Regions from separate parts of the Homo sapiens genome. Here region 2 is linked to region 1. A link is a contact called in ENCODE Hi-C or POLR2A ChIA-PET data. All regions are on one chromosome and are shown on one strand. The core of a region is the stretch at or near the end of the contact, and the rest is flanking DNA. Distances in the headings are between cores, read along the strand shown. Region 1 overlaps PLEKHA6 (pleckstrin homology domain containing A6). Region 2 has its middle 15 kb from the start of LINC00628.

Evidence for each region. Hi-C counts contacts between places; a loop is a spot of excess contacts on that map. ChIA-PET counts read pairs that join two places held with the same protein, here RNA polymerase II (POLR2A). Pooled maps may share reads with other maps.
Region 2: a map of chondrocyte shows a loop between it and region 1 (3-fold over the local background). The contact joins two enhancer-like sites. A Hi-C loop is called at or near these places in 1 of 168 maps with a recorded cell type or tissue (chondrocyte) and 1 of 50 pooled maps. POLR2A ChIA-PET finds 5 or more read pairs at or near these places in 8 of 52 experiments (A673, BJ, GM12878 and 4 more).

The regions. Positions count from the first base shown.
Region 1 is chr1:204,316,088-204,321,810 of GRCh38, forward strand. All of the region lies in intron 1 of PLEKHA6 (pleckstrin homology domain containing A6), which reads right to left. Among named protein-coding and RNA genes, the nearest start is that of PLEKHA6, 41 kb to the right of the region's middle. Within about 2 kb of position 3,100, at least 12 of the 41 ENCODE cell types and tissues checked have a DNase peak (open chromatin) inside an H3K27ac peak, as active enhancers do.
Region 2 is chr1:204,382,218-204,387,825 of GRCh38, forward strand. No RefSeq gene overlaps it. Among named protein-coding and RNA genes, the nearest start is that of LINC00628, 15 kb to the left of the region's middle. RefSeq lists an enhancer at 259-308. Within about 2 kb of position 2,919, at least 6 of the 41 ENCODE cell types and tissues checked have a DNase peak (open chromatin) inside an H3K27ac peak, as active enhancers do.

The DNA.
Region 1 (5,723 bases), core at 1,850-4,349:
AATGCAATGCGCGAGGTGGCTCCCGCTCAATAAATATTTTCTCGTTGATCAATGGATAAATGATCTTTGAAGGCTCACTCCCAGTGGGAGGAAGCTAGAATTTCTCAGGAGCAACTAAAGCTCTGAAAAATATTTTTCTAACTTTTTAAACTATTAAAAGAAACATCGGGACTGACAAGGGGAGGAGAGGCCCTGGTTGGGTAAGAACCTGACTTTCTCGATACAGGATGTGGAGAGTGGGTGTTGGAGCACTCCCTGTGCCCACAAGAAACCCAAGTAGGCTCAGGGAGACAGCTGCCGGGAAAGACAGCTGCAGGCCGCTCAGAATAGGGACACGGGAGAAATGCTTTCAATGGGTGAGTCCAGGGGTACCCAACCCCTTGTTCCCAGTGCCTTTGCAGGATATGTGGGGGTAGGGTTCACTCAGCACCACCCAGAGCTGGCAGAGCCTCCGGAGCTGAGTTTGCCCTGCCTCCCCACTCATTGGCACGGTGACTTGGCTAACTCATTCCAGAGAGATGGAGGTCCTTCTAAAAGGTCACAGTTTCCCTCGGTTTCCCATCTTTTCTGGCCTCCCAGTCTTTGATTTAACTTTTATCTGGCCAACTGGAATTTAAGCCCATTCTCCACTGGAGAGCTCAATACAGGTATCAAACTTACCTATTTGAACCCATTCCCCACTAGGGAAATCAATAAAGATGTCAGCTCATTCCTCTTTCCTTTGGCATCTGCGTTAGGATATCCCAGGGTGGGACTCAATCACCCTACTGGTATTTTACCAGGCGCAACTAGGGCTGAAGAACGGAGAAGCCAAATGATGAACCCCAGACAGATAAAGCGGCCTCCTCGTATCCACTCCTTAAACACCTCCAAGGCCAATCACATAATCTACCGTGCCATCTGCAGCTGAAATAACCAGAACTGGACATCTGGAGGTACCTTCCAGTCTCCTCCAGCCTGGACCAAATCACTGAGCATCTCTCAGCCTCTTTTCCCCACCTGTAGAATGGAATGGAACCTGTGCTCACCAAATTCAGCTCTTCTGAGCATAAAATAACTTGGTAAATATAAAAATGTCTCAGAAAGTTAAACCAAAGAGTTAAGCATAGGGTACTGCTGATAGAATACCAATCCAGGCCTAAAGAGGCCCTCAGGGACAGCTAGCAGCCCTGGGTCCTAGCTCCAGGCAGGGGCTCCAGTTTGGAAAGCCTTTCCTGATTTGAGTCTGGGAAGAGATAAGATAACAATCAGCGATGTTGTTCCAGCAGCCAGGCCTCTTCGGAGAGTTTATCAGCAGAATCTGCCCAACCAGGAATGCAAGCTCGGCCCCACCTGTAGCCTTCACCTCCTCAGCCGGCTCTGAGGGTCTGGGCCTATTTTCTTTAGAACCTCACATCTAGGAACAGGAGGCACCTTCTCATCCATCTCAGAGCCCCACCAACACTCCCGGCTAGATCTCCACCCACCTTTGAACACAAGCCACACGGAGGAAGTCTGCCATTTCTTTTTCCTCAGAAGTTTTCCTCTAACTACCCTGTCTTACAGATAGTGTCTTTCAAACTGTGGCTTTGGAATCATCGGTGGGTTGGGAACTCAAATTAGTAAAACATAATCCAAATTGGCACATGGGAGAAATGCATTTTTTAAAAATTTAATGGAACAGAATAGAACGTAGTGTATACTGCACTTGGTAAGAATAAATATTATTTTGGGATACTTTTGTTAAAACACACACACACAATATGAGAATCCTGACTCAGCCACTTAATCTTTCTATGCTTCCATTTCTTCATTTTAAAAGGAGGACAATAACAGTATCCACCTCATATCATTATTGTGAGGACTGTATTAGTCCATATTCATGGAGCATTTGGAAAAGTACTTTACACAAGTGCTATATAAAAGTGTTATTTCATACACTTATACACACATGAGTGCATGTGTGTGTACACGTGCGTGCATGAATATCTTTGCTTACAAGGTAAATATCCTTCTGTAGGGTGGGGAAAAAACTGAAAGTCACTATGTGGGAGAAGCTAAGAAGTGTCTCTCCAAAGACAATCTGTTCTTGGAGTCCAATTCCCAGTGCCCAGGAGATTTCACAGGTGTCTGTCCTGGCTTTAGAGAAGGAGACAGAGGTCACTGGAGGAGCAGTGGCTGGACAGAGCGTGTAGAGGATCCGAGAGCACAGGGCCAAGGGCTTCAAATTGGCTCATTTACTCCACATGCAATTCAGCAGGGTAGGTACTATTATTACCCCTGCTGTACAAGTGAGGAAACTGAACCAGAGAGAAGTTAAGTTGCCACACAGCTAAGAAGTAGCAGGGCCTGGATTTGAACTCTGCTTCCCAAGTCTGGACTTGGAACCACTGGACTACAGCGTCTGTTTCACTTTGCAGCCAACTTCTTGCATAGCAGGGGAAGGCCGGCCCTCGGAAGTTTTGGCCACTGAGGAGGTGGCCTTGTCTGTGACAGAAGTGGCTCCATAAGTGTGGCCTCATAGGCACTCGCCTCAAGCAATTTAATTTTCAAGTGGCTTGAATTCAGGAAACAATAACTCCAGGGTCACAATATAAAGTCCAGAGCTTTCTACTACAATAGCTGGCGATAATAAACTTGGTTAACAGGCTCATAGCATATAATGCATTAAGTACTCGTTTAATTTGAACAGTACAAACCTGACCAGATGACATTACATCTCTCCCATACCCTTTATTCTGGAAGACTCGGGTTGTTTCTGAGCACGTCTCGTTTCATTTTCTCCATGGTCCAGAGATGTTAGGAGGGGAATATTCTCTGACTTGCCAGAGGCCACTCTATGAGTGAGCCCGCAGTGCAGAGAGGGAAGGTTTCCGGTCCAGTAAATGGGAGAACAGAAAATCAGGTAATCTCCATCTCCAAGTTCCTGTGGTCCCTAGCTCTCCCAGTCTGCCCTTGCTTCCTTCCCATCTTGATAACTATGCAAAGTCCCCCAAAAACAAGGTACTCGGTTCATCTCTAGAACTGACCCTGTGCCACATCAACCCAGTGGACACTTCTGGTGGGAAGGAAAGAGGAGAAAGAAGACGGGAGTGGGCTGTAACTGTGGAATCACTCTCCTTTCCCCGTGAGGCGCCCACAGTCCTTTCCTGTGCTATGGAACATTTCATAACACTGGGAGCAGGAGGAGGAGCAGGCTGTCAGTCTTATAGACTGTTTCCTCCAAAATTCCGTGTCCTATTCACTGTCCTTACAAATGAGAGCTGGCTAACTATCTCCTCATACTGGGTACAACCCATGACTTTTCATATCTTTTCATTCTGTGATAAGCCCCAAACATACATTATTTTTTTAAAAACTGAGGAAATTGAGATCAAGAGACATTAAGAGACTTACTCATTGTCACAACTGTGTGAACATAAGCGAGGGAGGATCCCATTAAGGCGGGCTTCTTTTAGAGCTAGTAGGCACTTCTAGTCCCCATACATCCCCTGTCCCCACCCAACAGGAGTGGTCCCTCCCTCCTGTGCGCTTTGTCTGTAAGTCAGAAGCAGGTATTTCTGAGTCACGCCTGTTGTCCTGCATTGCAGTCATTTGTTTACATGTCTGCCTCCCCCACAGCACTCTGAGTTCCTTGAGGGCAGTGGCCGTGTCTTACTCATCTTTGCATTCCTGGTATCTGGCATATAAACATTTCTCAATAAATATTTGGGGAAGAAAGGGAGGAAAGGGAGGACAGAAGGGAGACATACAGAGGGAGGAAAGAGAGAAGGGAGAAAGGGACAGGGCGGGCAGGGATGAGGAGGGAGGGAGGAAGAGTGGGTGAGTGGGTACCAGGAGCTCATGGTCATCTCAAACCAGTTCAATGGAATCATGGTACACCACCCTCTGCGGGTCTAATTCTAACAGGGACGAGTGGAACAGGCTGCCCTACTAGAGTCCATCTGGGATATCACTAGAGAGCACTAGTAGCAGAGTGGCCTTTCAGCCACCAAGGGGCCAGGAAGCCACAAGACTTAAGACACTGCTGCCCCATCATCCTTATTCTCTCCTTTCCCACCATAAGGAAGGGAACAAAGAACCAGCTGCCTCTTCCCTGGGGGAATGCTATGCTCCACCACCCCTTCATGCCTCCATGTCCACCTATTTAATGGAGGCTCGGTGCTGTCTTGGGTGATGGAAGTGGATTTAGGAGGATGGTGGCATGCAATGTACACTGGGTAGACCCCTCCACTTGACTCCCAACCCTCGAGGTAGGGGTGAGCATGGGGGGTGCTTCTTAGGTGGGGAGCTGGTGCCAGCAGGGCCCTGAGGAAGGAGCCATGCCCTCCATCTGGATTCACCATACTCGCAGCTCAGCTCCCCAGGAGACTGTGGGTGGGAAGGAGCAGTGGCTTCTATAGGAAGGGGCTCTGAGAAGGCTTGGTGCCTGCATGACTCAGGGAAACAACTAGAAACCATAACTTAGCAACTTGGCTTCTCTCTGGAATTTCCCTGGGGCAAAGAGATAGGGAAACTTTCGGTCAGCCCTGTTTATGCTGAGCCCATGTGGGGCCCCACAGCTCCTCCTTCTTTTCTGGAAAGTTCTGGGTCCCCTATCTCTCCCCACATGGCTATTGCTCATACATCAACTGCTCCCTCCACGTGCTCTGTGGAGACCTCCTGTACGCACAGCACACTGGGCTGGCCTGCAGCACTCTTGGAGCTCGATCTCTAGGGTATGTGTGTGTAGAATGGGGAGTGGGAGAGAGGGGTTCTTAGCCTTCCCCCAAAAAACCCAGAATAATGCCATTACATTCTGCAAAGCCTGCCTGATCTCTTTTGAAAAACATGTTCTGAAGCCAAGTCTGGTACATGCCAGGCAGCCCAGCACCTGGAAATGAAGCAGGAGGCTATTTCCAAGGGATCTTGTAGCTTCTCCTTTGTGCCAAAGAAGGGGGCAGATGATGAAGGGGGAGGTCCAGGCTCAATCACACTAGGCTCTTTAAATGGACAAGGCTGTTGTTTCGGGTCAGAATATGGAATAGTGTTACCCAGAGGCCATGGCTGCCCACAAGGATGGTAGAGGGAGTCAGGCAACATCACCAGGACTGTCCACTACATAAAGCACCACTCAGGGGAAGCCAAAGGCACTGAACTCTCATTCTGACCTCACAGCTAACATGCTGTGCACCCTCAGGCAGGCTACAAGCCTCTCTGATCCTCAGAATCCTGAGGATCTGCACATGACCATAAGGATGGGAGCAAGGAGAGGAAAGGACGCAAATTGATTGTGCCCCATGTCTGCTTATAACTTTTAAAGGATTAAGTTCAGCCTCCTGTGTAGGGCTGTCAAGGCTTTTCACAGGCTGGCCCACCTTCCAGCCTCCCCTACTGCCCCCCTGCAGTGCACTCTGTGCTCCAGCCTCTGACTCTGCTGATCTAGTTCCGGCGCCCATGCTTCCTCCTGCATCTCAGCCTCTGTGCATGCTGTTTCTTCTGCTGGAACCTCAACCCTTCCACCCTACCCTTCCCATACTTTAAGGTTCAACCTAAACCTGACCCTACAGCCACTTTTTACTTCCACCCAGGCAGTCTTCCTCCCTCTGTGTTTGCAAACCACTCTGTGCATCTGATCTTATTTTTCTTCATCCTTTGTTTACAAGTGTGTCTCCCCTGCTAGACTGTGAAACGGAAAGGACAAGGACCATGTCAAATGCATCTTTCATTCAACAAGCATTTAATAAATGTCTGCTGTGTGTCTG
Region 2 (5,608 bases), core at 1,669-4,168, 66 kb after region 1:
GCGCCACTGCACTCCAGCCTGGGTGACAAAGTGAGACTCTGTCTCAAAAAAAAAAAAAAAAACCCTCAATGAGGACTGAAATAAATGTCCATTATTTTTACCTCTCCAGCATCTACTCTCCCTTCTTCTGTTAATAGCTGCAGGTTTCCTTTTGACATCTATCTACCCTCTGCCACTCTCAGCCTGTGTGGGCTGGCCCCACCTTTACTCTCAAGCTCCATTGAGGGTTGGGCTGTGACACAGATCTGCCCAGAGATCTGACAACTCTCCATTCCCCTGGTGCAGGAAAGGACACAAGACTCAGACAAGACCAATAAGACTCTGTTTTTTAAAGATGCCAAAATTCTCGGGAAGAAGCCCTTTTCCTCTTGCATTTGAAGGTGGCATGAGTTGTGTTGCCGTTGCTGGGGTCGTCATGCGGGGGCTGCCTGAAAGTGAAACCAACACAGGAGGAAGTGAAGCCAGAAGACGGCGAGAGAATGGGTCCTCCATATATCCTGGGAGCCCTGGGATCCAGCTTGCCAGAGAGGCTCTACCCCTATATTTCCAGCTATATGTGCCAATAGACCCCTTACTTCCTTTCTAGTTGGTTTGAGCTGGGTTTCTGCCCCTAACAAATGAAAAAGTCCTGACCGATATAAAAGTCACACACAAAAAAAGGCTTTTTGTGTGTAATGGGAAAGCCAAAGAGATAATCATGTGTGTTTCTAGTGACTCACAAATAGGAGCTCTTCTGTTCTGAGAAAACCACAATTTTAGATCAAGAAAGGGTCTTAGTGATCATCTACCCCAAAAAAACACATTTTTCCCAACGAAGATACTAGAGAATTCAGGAAAGTACCCAGAGTTGTGGCAATTCCACAGTAGAGTTAAGACCAAAACTCAAATCTCCTGAAAACCTGACCAGTAGAAAGTTCACATTGAGACATTTGCTACATCATTTAAACATATTTGGCCAAGAGACTCACATAGTTACAAGAAGATTATAACAGATTCCTTTGCTCTATAAAAGAATAGCCACAACAGCAATCTGCGTTGAGGGCTGGTGTTTAATAGTTATGCTCACCTGCAGGCAAGGTCACTAGCCACTGTTGATTTTCTTCCAAGAACTAGGAAGCAAAGGAAAGGAAGGCAACAGCTATCTCTGCTGGCATTCGAGATATGGCTGTGTAAATATGCAAGGGTCCAGACAGACTAGTTGCTTAATTAAAGTCATACCTCTGTAAGGACTTGAAAGAGAAGGGTTTCATTATAAAAACTGCCATTCTAGTGCTGGCATCCAGAGGATGGCAGAATTCTGAGGTTTCCCCAAAACCAGGTATATTGAATTGCATTGGTTCCACAGATATTTATTGATACCCTCTGTGGGCAAGGACAGAATGTCCCTCCTCTCAAGGAGTTCACATTTAATAAGCATGTGGTCTCAGAAGATAAGTCTAGAAAGAAATGGAGAGAGTAAAGGGAACAGAAGGAGCACAGAGGGCGCTCCTGTCTTATATTGTGAATATTTTACATAGGGTAGTGAGGAAGGGCCTCAGTGAGAAGAATGACATTTGCACAAAGGCTTGAAGGACAGGAGACAGCAAATCGTGTGGACACCAGGGGAAGCATGTTCTAGGCAGAGGAAATAGTAAGTACAAAGACCTTGTGGGTGGGAGCACCCTTGAAGTGAGAAGCGACAAGGAGGCCAGTAAGGCTGGAGCAAGGTGAATGAAGAAGAGAACAGGAGGAGATGAGGATGGAGGGTAGAGGGAGGCCAGGTCATTCCAAGCCAGTGTAAGGAGTTTTGCTTTTATTCTAAAATGAGACAGAAAATTGTTGGTTGGTTTTGAGTGCAGAAGTGACATGATCTTCAGGGCTTCATGTATTTAGAGGATCGCTCTGGCTGTTGTTTGAAATAGGGTCAAAGCAGATTCTAGTTAGGAGGCTATTGTAATAATCCAAGCAAGACATGAAGATGGCTTGGTTCAGGATGTCAGAGGGGAGAAGCAGTGAGAAAGAGTAAGATTCTGGGTAACTTTTGGAGATAGAACTGACAGGATTTGCTGATAGACTGTATTTGGGCTTAGAGGAAGGGGAGTCAGGATGACTCCAAGGGATTTGGCCTGGGTGGCTGGAAGGATAGACTAAGATGAGGGTAGGCTGCAGGTAAAGCAGGTGTGGCAGGGAGTTGGGGGAATCAAAAGTTCAATTTTGAGCATGTTAAGTTGGAGATGCCTATGAGATAGCCAAGCAGAGATGCCAACAAGGTGAGTGGATGTATAAGACTATTAGATTGGTGCAAATGTCATTTTGGTTTTTGCCATTAAAAACAATAGCAAAAACCGCAATTACATTTGCACCAACCTAATAGAAGACTGAGGAGTAGAGATATGCATTAGTATTTTTCAGTGATTAGAACGTATTACAGCCCTGAGGCTGGTTGTGATCACAAAGGAAATGAATGTAGGGAGAGAGGAGACAGAGATAAAGGGCTGAGAACTGGGGCATTCCAAATGTCAGAGGTCAAGTTAATAAGAAAGAACCTGCAAAGGAGACTGGAGAACAAGTGCCCATGAAACAGGAGGACAAGCGGCGGCGGCGTCCTGGAAGTGTGCCTTGTGTGTATTCACATCACTCACAAGCAGAAGCAATGTGTGAGTGGTGCCTGTGCTCCAGAAGGGCTGAGGTTAGGGTGGGTTCTGTCTGAGCAGGAAGCAACTTGTACTCCTGGGTGAAAGGGTGGAGAGACAGCCCAGGTGATTTTTAAGTTGGTCTGAGAACAGGCCTGGGAAGATGATCGTTTTAGCTAATGAGCCCTTGCTCTTCCGTAGAAAAGTGTGCTGAAATGTGCTTCCTTCAGCTCCATCTCTCAAAGCCTCTGCTCTGGCTTCTCCTGGGAATGATGCCAGCCCAAGATGGCTGGCTGACTTTTCCTGCCAGGATGTGTCATGGAGCAGAGAGCTGGCACTGACAGTTCCCCAGAGGGAGAGGGGAGGACTGAAATTGTCAGGGCAAGATATGGGCCTGGTGGAGCCCAGAGGAATGGCCCCGTCTGTAGTCCACCTGCTGACATTTCTTCTCTGGGTCTCTTCTTGACTTGAGAGCTCTTTCTAGGTAGGCAATGCTCTTTCAGTGCTGACTTTAATGTGTGTCCTGGGGTTTTTCTAGAAAATGGCAGCTGGTGCAGACTTTGGCATTTCCTGGGACTAACATAGCACTTTGGTTCAATTTAGTTCAATAAAATTATAAGGCACAATTATGCCTTCATCTCTGTAAAAACTGTTTCTGCCTTCAGCCAATCAGCTTCTTCCTCTCTTGTCTCTGTCACCCACCAACCTGCTGGTCAGTCCTCTCCACTCATCAAGGACCTTGGCTCCCGGTTCAGCAGCTTCTTCTCTCTTCCCTATCTCCCTCTCATTCTGGGTGATTTCAGCACTAATGTGAATGAACTATCTATCCAGTGTCCTAACCCTACAATACCTTGATACCCTCAACTCCAGGGCTATTCACCTCCACTCCAATAACCTACTCATACCCAAGGCCTCACCTTGGACTTTCTCACCACTCAGATTTGCTCCAACCTGGAAAACTTAAACTCTAATGTCCTGCTTCCTGAAAACAGTTTTGGTGCTTCTCATACCCTGATTCCTTTCTTCTCTTTATACCTGCTCCTTGCCTTCTTCCTTCAGTACATTTCCTCCTAATCTATCAACCAAATCCTCATTCCACTTCCTGCATTTTTCAGTCCAAACTCATAGCCTGTCACTTCATCCTTGCTAATATCCTTGTCCACTTGTCCTCAGCTGCATCCACACTGCAAGACGCCACTCTGAATTAATCCGTCCACTTTTCTGCTCCTGCCCAGAAAAATATCACATCCAGCCACTGGAGGAATTAAGTTGATACCCCTGTAAATTCACTCTCTAGCCTTCCATATACCTCTTGCTGGGTCTACAGCTGCTCTCAGCAGCAGACCTCATCATTATTCTGAGAGAAAATAAAGGCAATCAGAAAAGAACACCTTCCCTTCAGTCTTCCTAAGCCCACTGTTAACAATCTTATCTATATTTCTACCCATCTGTCTCTTTCCTCCTATCCAAAGCTAAGCTTTACATGTTCCCAACCCTACACATGCCCATCCCTCACCAGCTTCTCAGAATTCTTACTCCATCAATTATCTCCTCTCCTCTATATTTTCAAGCTCTCCCTCACTTCTAGTTCTTTCCCTCAAGCCTATAACTAAGCTCAAGATTTCTACCATAGAGGAAAAAAAAAAAAACAACTCACAAAACCCAACCCCACTCCCAGATGCCACATTACCACACTCCTTCCTTCCACTTCAAGTTTCTTAAATGAGTGATCTGTGCACTCAGGGTGTCTTACTCCCTGCTTCCCAGTTACTCCTAATCTGGCTTATGTCCCCCATAACTCCTTGAAATGGCAGAAACTATTCTGGCAAAGATAGACACTTATGTCCAAGCTGCTAAATCCAACACTTTTCAGTTCCCATCCTAGGTGACCTCTCTGTCTCATGTGATAGCCCTGGCTGTCCCCACTCCCTGCACTTCATGCCTCCTTTTGTTTCACTACTCTGTGCCCCGACCATCCTGAAACCCTACAGTTCCTTGAGTGTGCCTTTGTGCCTGTGGCTTCCTCGACCTGAATAACTCTTCTCCATCCACATCCTGTTTTCCAATTCTCCTTCCAAATGCAGCCCAGGAAGGAGCCCACTGTACTTGCCGGGCAGCCTGTGCTTCTCACTGCTAGAGCACTCATCGCTGTATAGGAATTGACTTTCCCATCACCCCACTACACTGAAACTCCTTGGGAGCAGGGACTGTGTTTTAATCTACTTTTCTTTCTCCATTTTATTCAGCAGCATTAGACATAGTTGACCACTCTGTCCTTCATGGAGCTCGTTTTTCTCTAGGCTTCCATGACACCATGTTCTCCTGGGTTACCTCCTACTTCACTGACTGTTCCTTTTTAATACCTTGGATGACTGCTCCTCCTCTGTTTAGCCTCAACATTTTCATATCCAAACTCCACCCTGGGCCCTTTTCTGTACTTTATTTACATACTCTCCCTAGGTAATCTCCCCCATTGTTTTCAATGCCATCTATATATTGCTGGCCCCCAGATTTCTATCTGAATCTAATCTCCTCCTTGGGCTTCAGATATGTATATACATTTGCCTACTGCATCTCTGTGTGAATGTTTAATCAGCATCTCAAACTTAACATGGCCAAAATAGAATTCTGTTCTAGAAATCTGTTCTCCCTGAGTCGTCTCTATCTCTGTATATGGCACCAGCTACTCACCCCATTGTTTGGCCCAAAAACCTAAAAGTAATGTGACCAATTATCCTGGTTTGTCTGGGACTTGTCCTGGTTTTAGCCCTGAAAATCCCATGTCCCAGGAAACCCCTCAGTCTCAGGCAATCTGGGTTGGTTTGTCATTCTACTTAGGAGCCACCCTAGATTTCTTTCCTCACATTCCACATCCAGTCAATTTGACCTCCTTCCAGATATACCCCAAATCTTCCCCCTTTCCACTTCCACTGCCCCCTGGTCCAAGCCTCCATCATGTCCTACGTAGACCATCCAAACAGCCTCTTCATCTGGCC